3 separate regions of the Mus musculus genome follow, and regions 2 and 3 are each linked to region 1. A link is a contact called in ENCODE Hi-C or POLR2A ChIA-PET data. All regions are on one chromosome and are shown on one strand. The core of a region is the stretch at or near the end of the contact, and the rest is flanking DNA. Distances in the headings are between cores, read along the strand shown. Region 1 holds the start of Cwc25 (CWC25 spliceosome-associated protein). Region 2 holds the start of Lasp1 (LIM and SH3 protein 1). Region 3 holds the start of Psmb3 (proteasome (prosome, macropain) subunit, beta type 3).

The links. Hi-C counts contacts between places; a loop is a spot of excess contacts on that map. ChIA-PET counts read pairs that join two places held with the same protein, here RNA polymerase II (POLR2A).
Region 2: POLR2A ChIA-PET joins it to region 1 with 17 read pairs in Patski. The contact joins the promoter of Lasp1 here to the promoter of Cwc25 in region 1. POLR2A ChIA-PET finds 5 or more read pairs at or near these places in 5 of 5 experiments (Patski and embryonic stem cell).
Region 3: POLR2A ChIA-PET joins it to region 1 with 46 read pairs in Patski. The contact joins the promoter of Psmb3 here to the promoter of Cwc25 in region 1. A Hi-C loop is called at or near these places in 1 of 37 maps with a recorded cell type or tissue (left cerebral cortex). POLR2A ChIA-PET finds 5 or more read pairs at or near these places in 3 of 5 experiments (Patski and embryonic stem cell).

The regions. Positions count from the first base shown.
Region 1 is chr11:97,764,838-97,768,143 of GRCm38, forward strand. It overlaps Cwc25 (CWC25 spliceosome-associated protein), which reads right to left and starts at 1,776. Exons shown (of 10, transcript NM_026186.4): 1 at 1,588-1,776. The coding sequence starts at 1,605. It also overlaps the pseudogene Atp5l2-ps.
Region 2 is chr11:97,797,986-97,800,970 of GRCm38, forward strand. Lasp1 (LIM and SH3 protein 1) reads left to right here and starts at 1,580. Exons shown (of 7, transcript NM_010688.5): 1 at 1,580-1,877. The coding sequence starts at 1,809. It overlaps n-TCgca51 (a tRNA gene), which reads right to left and starts at 992; the gene lies at 921-992.
Region 3 is chr11:97,701,808-97,705,092 of GRCm38, forward strand. It overlaps Psmb3 (proteasome (prosome, macropain) subunit, beta type 3), which reads left to right and starts at 1,627. Exons shown (of 6, transcript NM_011971.4): 1 at 1,627-1,683; 2 at 1,981-2,165. The coding sequence starts at 1,681. It overlaps n-TNgtt8 (a tRNA gene), which reads right to left and starts at 715; the gene lies at 642-715. It also overlaps a transcript of Pcgf2 not described here.

The DNA of each region.
Region 1 (3,306 bases), core at 526-3,025:
ACCAGCTAAGAAGACTAAATACACAAAGTGCCTTGCAGATGCAAAGCACACAGTCAGCAAAAACACAGATGTGTGTGTAATGTGTGTGCATGTACGTATACACGCAACCAGGGCCTTGCTACTTAGCCCAGACTGCCTTCAAACTGACCAGGACTGCCTTCACCACCTCCACCACCACAAACACACTCGCCCTTACTTTGTCCTACATAGATTTTCCTTTCCATCCCAAGGCACCAATGGCAACCAGGGTCTGGAGAAATTTGCAGATGTCACCATTGCATGAGAGTGCTAAGGGCACCCTGTGGCTAGACGCTGCTGAATATACAAGTTACAGGACAACTCCACCACACAGGCAACAGAATCACCCAGATTACAGGTCTCCTGGCAAGGATGGCAAGTCTGGGTTGTCAGCTTCAGTTGAGGCACTGCCTCCATCAGATTGTGGGAATGTCTGTGAGTGTGTGTTCTTGAGTATGACCTGAGAGAGGAAGGCCCAGCCCACTGTGGGTGGAGCCATCCCTAGGTAGGTGGTCTACCTGTGTAAACAAGGGAAGCTGAGTAAGGCAAGAGAAGCAAGCCAGTAAGCAGCATCCCTCCATGGTTTCTACTTCAGTTCCTGCCTCTGGGTTACAACTTGAGCTGCCTTAATGATGGGCTATAACCTGTAAGATGCAAGAAGCCTTCTCCTCCGACAGTTGCTTTTGATCTTGGTTTTATTACAGAAGTAAACTAATGCACTGTCCATAATAGACAGTTACATGAAGCACATACTAAACTAGACTAACTTTGATGGAGCCCTGCAACTTGATCCAATTAAGGACACCCGGCAAATTCAGCTTAGTGGACAGATACCCAAACTGATGTACTTATTGATTCAATTACCTTCACTTTGAGAAGATCAATAGTGTCCTAATCTAGCTCTCTGCTTCTTGGATATTTCTGCCTTATTTAAGGCATTCCTTCCCCACAAACGAACTACAGGACTTAAGAGCAATTGCCACTTAACATAAAAAAAAAAAAAGTGTTACCGATACCGAAGAAAGCTGCCTCCTCACTACACATCAAAGCAAAACACTGATGTAAGGAAGGAAACAAAGATGGAAAAGATTTGAAATGGACGCCTCTAAACGGCACAGCTCAGGATGGGAAATGACTGAAGCCCACCCTTTCAACAGTCCAGGTCCAGGATACAACTGTGAACTCCTAGCTAAAAAAGGGGGAGCAGGGGAGGCTATGTCCGAAGATAACATACACAAAATAAAGTCTACGTGCCCAAGATCTACCTCCTTCCATACCATGAGTTCAACTGTCCCTTCCCTAACCTTAGACTTCCTGGGAGCCCCCGGGAAGCCCCCGAATCAGCAAATCCTGACAACAGCAAACATTCCTCGCCGCACATCTTCCCGAGGCTCATCTCAGTCCCTCTGTGGGCTTCACCATCCGCTCCCTCTCCATGTTTATCACCCCCTTGTGCTGAAATCAAGACTTCATTACCAGGGTTACCGACTGCTACCCCCGACTTTCACCCCACCCCGGCGCCTGTGGGTCTCGGGCTCAGTCGTCGCTGCCCAGGCCTCTAGCACTTACCAGGTCTCCGCCTCCCATGATGGTGGAGACGGTTCTTCAGTCTGTGGACCTGAAAGATTCAGCGAAGGCAGAGAGGAAACCTAGGGAAACAGTTCAGAGACGGCCTCTCGGGACCTAATCCCTACAGGAACCAGCTGCCCTTTTCCCCGCCCGCTCTAGCTCGCACTTCCGGGGTGGTGTCATATGACTGCGTCAGCGTCTCGGCTCGATGACGTTTGGTATGAGCGCTAAGTCTACGTGAACCTAGAGTCGCAAGTACTTTCTACCCTCCGTCAGTTTTGGTGGCCTCTTTTTGGTTGCCTCACGTAAGCCCCTGGCCCCAACTGTTGAAAAGCCATAGGCGGGTTCTGTTGCCTTGGCAACGCATCAGGGCTCTGCCGTAGAAGCGAGACAGTGTAAGACCTCAGTATCTGCCAACTTAGGCCGCCTCCCCATCTCACCGCTACACCAGGGTTTCCAAACCAGCTTTTCGGCCAGCTCCCTCATTCCCGGCATGTTTTATAGAAATAGATGCTATCAAACAAAATCCCAAAAGCCAGATGTCATGGCACACCCCCAGTCATCTCCCACGCTTGGTAGATGGAAACTGGCCAGCTCTGGCACAAAGTTTGAGATCATTCTGGTCTGGAAATACCTATTTTTATTATTTTATTTATTTTTGTTTCCTAGACAGTGTCTTTCTATGTAAAACCCTGGCTATCTGGGGACAGTGTAGATCAGGCTGGCCTTGAACTCAGATCTATACCACTTGCTTCTGTCACCAGAATGCTGGAATTACAGACTTGCTAAACTATAGCCAGCTTGTGTCTTTATTTTTATTTTTTAAGATTTATTTATGGGCCTGTCAGTAGTGGCACACGCCTTTGGTCCCAGCACTTGGGAGGCAGAGGCAGGCAGATTTCTGAGTTCAAGGCCAGCCTGGTCTACAGAGTGAGTTCCAAGGACAGTCAGAGCTACACAGAGAAACCTTGTCTCAAAAAAAAAAAAAAAAAAAAGAAAGAAAGAAAGAAAGAAAGAAAAGAAAAGAAGAAGAAGAAGAAAAGATTTATATATAAATAAGTACATTGTTGCTGTCTTTAGACACAACAGAAGAGGGTATCAGTTCTCATTATGGATGAGTTTGTGAGTCACCAGGACCTTTTTTATTTTGGTTTTTCAGAGACAGGGTTTCTCTGTGTAGCCCTGGCTGTCCTGGAACTCACTCTGTAGACCAGGCTGGCCTCGAACTCAGAAATCTGCCTGCCTCTGCCTCCTGAGTGCTGGGATTAAAGGCGTGTGCCACCACCCACCCCCCCACACCCACCCCCGGCCACCAGGACCTTTTGAAGAGCAGTCAGTTGTCTTACCCACCAAGCCATCTCGCCAGCCCTTGTGTTTTTATTTTTGAGTTGTTAGAATTAAAGAACTGGAGTGATGGCTCAGCCATTAAGAACACTGGCTCCGAGCTGGTCGTGGTGGCACATGCCTTTAATTCCAGCACTCGGGAGGCAGAGGCAGGTGGATTTCTGAGTTTGAGGCCAGCTTGGTCTACAAAGTAAGTTCCAGGACACCCAGGGCTACACAGAGAAACCCTGTCTTGAAAAACAAAACAAATTCAGCCGGTGGTTCGGGGAGACATACCTTCCACCTTAGACCATGGCCAAGTTCATCCGTAACTTCGCGGAGAAGGCACCGTCGATGGTAGCCGCTGCCGTGACTTACTCGAAGCCTCGATTGGCC
Region 2 (2,985 bases), core at 330-2,829, 33 kb after region 1:
AAATATCACAGCCACACCCTGACACGGGCAGCATGCCTCTGTCTGTCTCTTTTTCCTTTTTTTGGGCAAAACCTAGCTGAGGGGCCGCCCTTGCTTCCCTGTTCACACTTAGAGATTTCTTCCAGACCAGATACCTTAAAGCAGCTAGATACCTGTCCCCTGTTGAGGATTTGAAACTTGATAGCGTTGTGGTAATAATATTCTGGTGATCCTCAAAGAGCGGTCCTTGCGTCCTTGAATGATTTACCTGACAAATCCGCCAAAGAGCTAACTGCCAAGGCCTTCCTCAGCATCTACACAATCGGAAACTGGGGACGTTTTAATGAGCCCCCCCCTCCCCCAGGTCACTCTAGAGCACGCACAAGTTGTGAAAACCACTGCATTCATTTATATTACTTGGCTTTGGGGTCTTGTTCTTTTGCAGTGAAGGGAGCTGACGAGTGCTCCTCCCGGTTTCACGGTCTCGGAGCGCTTTTACTCGGTCCACGTCACCAAGTCACAATGAAACGTGAGGATATAGAATAATAAGGATCATAGAATGAAACGAAAAAGGGAAAGGAAAGCTTAGGTTGGAGAAGGGCTATGTCCGCAAGTTTCCCTTTTTTGATTGACCCTTGACCCTCAACGGACACACACCGTCAACCTGGGGAGTGACCTTGGCTTCCGAACCCAAAGTGTGGAACAATCCAATTCAAATTCACAAGCATACCATGGGCAGAAATCTCCAGGACTCTGGCGCCAATCAAATAAAGTCGTGCAACTTCTGCTTGGTACGAGGCAAAACGAAGGCTTTTCTGCTCAGATTTAAAAGGAGGAGTGGCCTTTATCTTTTTACCTGTTTTAATGACCCAGGGTCGAATCAAGATCATACTTGTATTGAAACGTATTTTTATTGTCATTGAAGAGAGGAAAAGACTCTGAGGGGGCACCCGGATTTGAACCAGGGACCTCTTGATCTGCAGTCAAATGCTCTACCACTGAGCTATACCCCCGCACCGACGCGCAGCTTGAAGCAATCTCTTTTCAGTCTTAAGATGCTGTCGCAGCTGCTACACAGGTAGAATAGGGGCAAGAGAAAAGAATGGAAGAGCAAAGGCGGCCAAGCTGAAAGCAGAGGATGCCTGAATCCGAAGAATCCATGGGAAAGCTGCAGCGCAGAGGGGCGGGGAGGGTGAACGTACGGAGGTGCTGAGTCCAAAGGGAAAGGGACAGGTACCTATGTGGGAGAGGATGTGGGCGGGAAGGGAACTAGCTGGGGGGCGGGGCGGGGCAAGGGGTGGTTTCCCCGCAGGTTGATGCTGGGGACCCACGGGTTTAAGGAAAGTCCCCCAGTCTAGAGAATCTGTACTATCCCCACCATCGTCGGGTGCGTGGGGTTGCCCCCTCTCATGGGAAATCGGGCTCTGCCACACTCGCGTCTGTTTCTCCAGCGCGGGAAGGGCCATGGCCCGGGCCCGTCCTCGGTCGCGGAGCCCAGGGGCACGTGCACCCCGAGAGCTCAGGGGCTCCTGCACTCCCGTCCCGCAGTCCTCCCTGGAACCCGCCCCCACGCAGCCCCACGTCGCCCGGGGAGCGCGCCTGGTCGCGCGCGCCTCTTTCCGCGCCCGAGGCGCGTCCCCGCCCTAGCCAGTGCAGCCCCTCCTCCCCACTGTGTTTATTAGGGGAAGGAGGGCGGAGGCGGAGGCCAGTTCCCCAGTTCCAGTCGCCGTCGCCTGCACAGTTGCAGCCGCCGCCTCCCACCAGCTCGCCCAAGGAAAAGGGAACGCGCGCGAATACGGGCGTCCCCGCCCCAGTCTTTCCCCGGAACCATGAACCCTAACTGTGCCCGGTGCGGCAAGATCGTGTACCCCACGGAGAAGGTGAACTGTCTGGATAAGGTGAGCTCGGGTACCGGGCGCTGCGAGCTAGCCAGTGCTAGTGCAGCTCTCCATCAGGGGAGGAAAGAGGGGCCGGGTCTTTGCGGGCTCTTCCCTGCGCTCCCCAGAGCAGGTAAGGAAGGCGGGAGGCGACTTGGGGTGTGGGGACAGACCCCAGTCTGGAACCTGGGAGGTCCAAGGCGAGGTGGTGAGCAGCCACCGCTGGAGATGGGTGGCCTCTGTGCATCGAGGTTAGGAGGGCTGGAAGGAAGGGCGGAAGAGCACCAGGGAACCGGGTTCCCCGGGTGTGTGCAGGAGGTTAGAGGTGCAGTCCCGCCCCCCGGGCCGGGAGTGAGAGGGGAGACGGCCGCTCCCTTTCCCCGCGGCGGCCAGCGCCAAGTAGGCGGAAGCGCGGGGCGCTGGGGGGAGGGGGCGGCGGGGGCGGGGCGGAGGCTGGGGCCGGCGCTACCCGCCCGGCTTGGGCTGCCGGTAGCCTGGCTTCCTGGCTTGGAAGCTGCGTCGGGTCCTTCGTCCAGCGAGTGTCAATTGTGGTGAAAGGGATTTAGGGGCAGCGCCGGAATCTCACTGCGAGACCCCCTCTTTTTGAACGACCTGCTGGTCCCCTCCTTGCTTTTTTTGTGGTTGGGGAACCCGCAGACCTCCTTCATAGCTTCCCCAACCCCCAATTCAAATTGCAAGCCACTCCGGGTGATCGGCTGCCCAGTCGGAGCTGGGCGGGGTAGGGAGTGGGGAGGACGCTTCTTGGAGATCTGAAATTGTGCTCAGCCTGGAGACCAGCTTAGAGAACAAAGAGCTAACTTTTCAGAGCTGTTTTCTCCGATGGAGGGTGGGATTGGCCGAGTTCTGAGGAAGCAGACGAAAAGGAGTTTTTTAAGAGGAGGGGGGTAGCCTTCTGGAAATCAGCTGGCCCCTAGGGGCTCTTACGCATCCCCCGGCCCAGGCTGGACCCGATCATCTGTTTGCCATTACACTTTTGCAAGGGGGACTGAAGGGTAGATCTGGGTGTTTCCGGTACAGTTTGAGATGGGACCCTTCTGCCTTGTTCTGAACCCCATAAAGTCTAAGACAACCCGTTTCTTCTCTTGTGACCCCCTCTGCAGGGAAGCCT
Region 3 (3,285 bases), core at 377-2,876, 63 kb before region 1:
GTTGCCATCGGAAACAAGAGCAAGGAGAAAATCCCTTTTAAATGGTGGCACTAGTTAGAGAGAGTCGTTCCTTCTTGCTTTTGTGTAGCTTTACTTCTGTGTCCCTTACACCTCTCCCTCTTGCAAACGATGCCCTTTGTTGATCTCTGTATTTATTTCCCCATCTTCCGCACTGTCTACTTAGGCCCCCTCATGGTATGCCTTTCTCTGTAGATCACAGCTAGGTTCTTCCTCCTTCCACTCTTTTATCCCTCACTTTGTTCCTGTGGTTTTTTTCCTGACTGTTTCCATCCACCGGGACAGATTTCCTCTTTCAAGTTGCTATCGTCCACTGATGCAGACAATGGGAAGCTGTCCAACCTCCGCAGCAAAATTTATTCTTAATCCAAGGAAAATTGCATTGTTAAACATGGCAGTGAGACAGAAACTTGGCTTTGCCTTTCTGTCATCCTGATTGGGAGAAAGAATAGTGAGAGGTGGTGAGGAGACGTTAGGGATAGATCCATTCACTGACCATAGACGGATTTCTAAATACAGTGACCATCTGGGTTGGTGTATCACAATTATTGCTTCTGGTACCTCGGTACCGAATGTGGCTTTGGAGCATTTGCGATTTAAAAAAAAAAAAAAAAGGCCGAGACCGTCCCTGGGTGGGCTCGAACCACCAACCTTTCGGTTAACAGCCGAACGCGCTAACCGATTGCGCCACAGAGACGGTGACAGTTGTTTGTGAGGCAGAGAGCCGAGTCAATAGTACTGAGCCGATATGGCGCAAGACCAGTCACGACGCAAGCAGTTACAGTAGCTTAGAAACCCAGCGGAACAAAATCTGATCTCGAAGAACAGCGAATCGAGGCTGTGGCGGAGGGAACAGTGGTTGTGCAAGGGAAGGGAAAGCAAGGGATGCACACGTCCCACCTGGGCTGCCCTGGAGCCGTTGGCCCAGGCTATCCTCGGTCAGTGTCTAGGATGTGGCACAGAACGTTCCTTTGTAGAGTGAACAGAGACTTAGGGCTACGTCTGTCGGCCAGCAGGGATTGGGAGTGAGAGACTCCAAACGCTGAACAACCTGTAGCTCACTCCCGTAAAACAAAACAAAAGCTCCATTCTGGAACTAAACCCTCCTAGCACGAACCCTCGGCACGATCTTCCCATTCTGCAAAGAATGGGCGCCTTCGGTATACTCGGTGCCGATAGGTTAATTGGCGCCTGCAAAAATCCCGGTGAACAGTAAGGATTTGTGAATGAACACTGGAAGTCGGGTAGCTTGAGTAAAATGCCTAACTCCTGCAGCACCACGGTAAGCGCCAGCTTACCTACTCTGCTTACAGCACCAGCCCCACAAGGCCTGTCCCAAGCCCACGTGTTGCAAACTCCGCCCCTAAACGGGATGGCCCGAACTCCAGGTCCGCCAAGATCCCAACATGCCCCGGACCGTAGGCTCTTCCGCACTCACAGTGACTTTTCACTTTCCGCTTTCCATACCTCCGTTTTGGTGTCTCAACCAAACTATGCATATTTGTGACTGACGGCATGAGTGTCCAATAGAAAGCTGAACTAGTCAATCCGAGTCGGCCCGCCAGCCAATGGGGAGGATTCGGCAAGAGCGTTGACCCTGAGAAAGCCAGAGCCGGTTTGCAGGCAACGCTGTGGGGATCGGGCTTCCACTCCAGCGCAATCATGGTGAGATCGGGGAGTAAGGAAAGGAGTCTGGGATGGGAACTGAAAGCAAGGACGAGTAGTGCTTGGGTTCGGGACGGGGAGAGCCTGGTGGTCAGTAGAATGCACATGGGAGTACCGTGCAGATGAGTGCGGTTCCTGGGTGCCCCACCGGGCCCATCTCAGGGCTGGAGCTCCTGGCGTCCTGGCTCCTCCGGAGTGGAGGGCACGGGTATATGAGCTTTGGGGACCAGAACTGATGTGAAGGTTATGGTCCCACTTAGCTCCACGAACTGAGCCCCTTGATTTGTTTGTCCCCAGTCTATTATGTCCTATAATGGAGGGGCCGTCATGGCCATGAAGGGAAAGAACTGTGTGGCCATCGCTGCAGACAGACGTTTCGGGATCCAGGCCCAGATGGTGACCACGGACTTCCAGAAGATCTTTCCCATGGGTGACAGGCTCTACATAGGCCTGGCCGGCCTGGCCACTGACGTCCAGACAGTGTAAGTGTCTCCAGCCCCACCTTCACCCAGGTTTCTTCGTTGAGCAGCCCGATATCAGCCATCTGCCAAAAGCCACGATTGAGTGTGAGACTCAGCTGAACACCACAGCGTTACGGAGATGGGTCCTAACCTATGTTTTTCTGGCATTACCTTGTGCTCTGCTCTTTGTGAAGAAGCATTTTTGTTAGGGAGTCCCTTAATCACCGTCTTAATATTACTGGCGAGCCGTCTCATTCTGCAATTGAAAAAAAAATTGAGACCTTCCTTCAAGATGCACAGTAATGAACGTCAGCCAGAATCCTACTGTAGGTCTTTCTAAAGACCGTGGGCACTCGCTAAACCAGTAGGCGGCTGGCAAAGCAGACATACCGAACGATAACTAACCATGATGAGCTGTTGGGTTTTAACTGCCCACTTTACTTACCTAGTTGACAGTGCTTATGTGATTTGAGTGATGGGAGGGTCTGAGAGGGGAAACGGGTTGTCTGTGATGGCCCCAGTGTGCTGGTTCTGATCGCTGTGGTTGGTGGTGGGAACTTTAAAAACACAATTCATTGATTATTATTTTACGTGTATGTGTGTCTGTGCACCACATGTGTGCAGTGACTGCAGAGGCTAGAAGAGATTGTTGGACAACCTTCCCCCCCAGCAACCCTCATGACCCAGCTTGAATTACAGGTGGTTGTGAGCCACCATGTGGGTGCTGGGGATAGAAAGCTGGAAGAGCAGTCAGTGCTCTTCATGCCTGAGCCATCTCTCCAGCCTCTACATTTATTATTATTATTATTATCATTTTATTGTTTGTATGCCCGGGTTCCACAGCCCTGTGTGAAGGTCAGAGGACAGCTTGCAGAAGTTGGTTTTGCCTTTCCATCATGTGGTTCCAGGCATTGAGCTGCTTAGGCCTGGCGTAGGTGTTACTGCCCACTGACCCATCCCACCATCTCAAGGATGGGATGCTGTGAGTTGCTGAAGAAAGACTCATTCATTGATTCACTGAGCATCGAGGTCAAGAGTCAAGTCTTGCCCTGACCCCCAACCCTGGTACTAGAAATTGAAACCAGGATTTTGAAAGCTTAAGCACATGATATGCTATTGAGTTACATCCTCAAACCCAAGC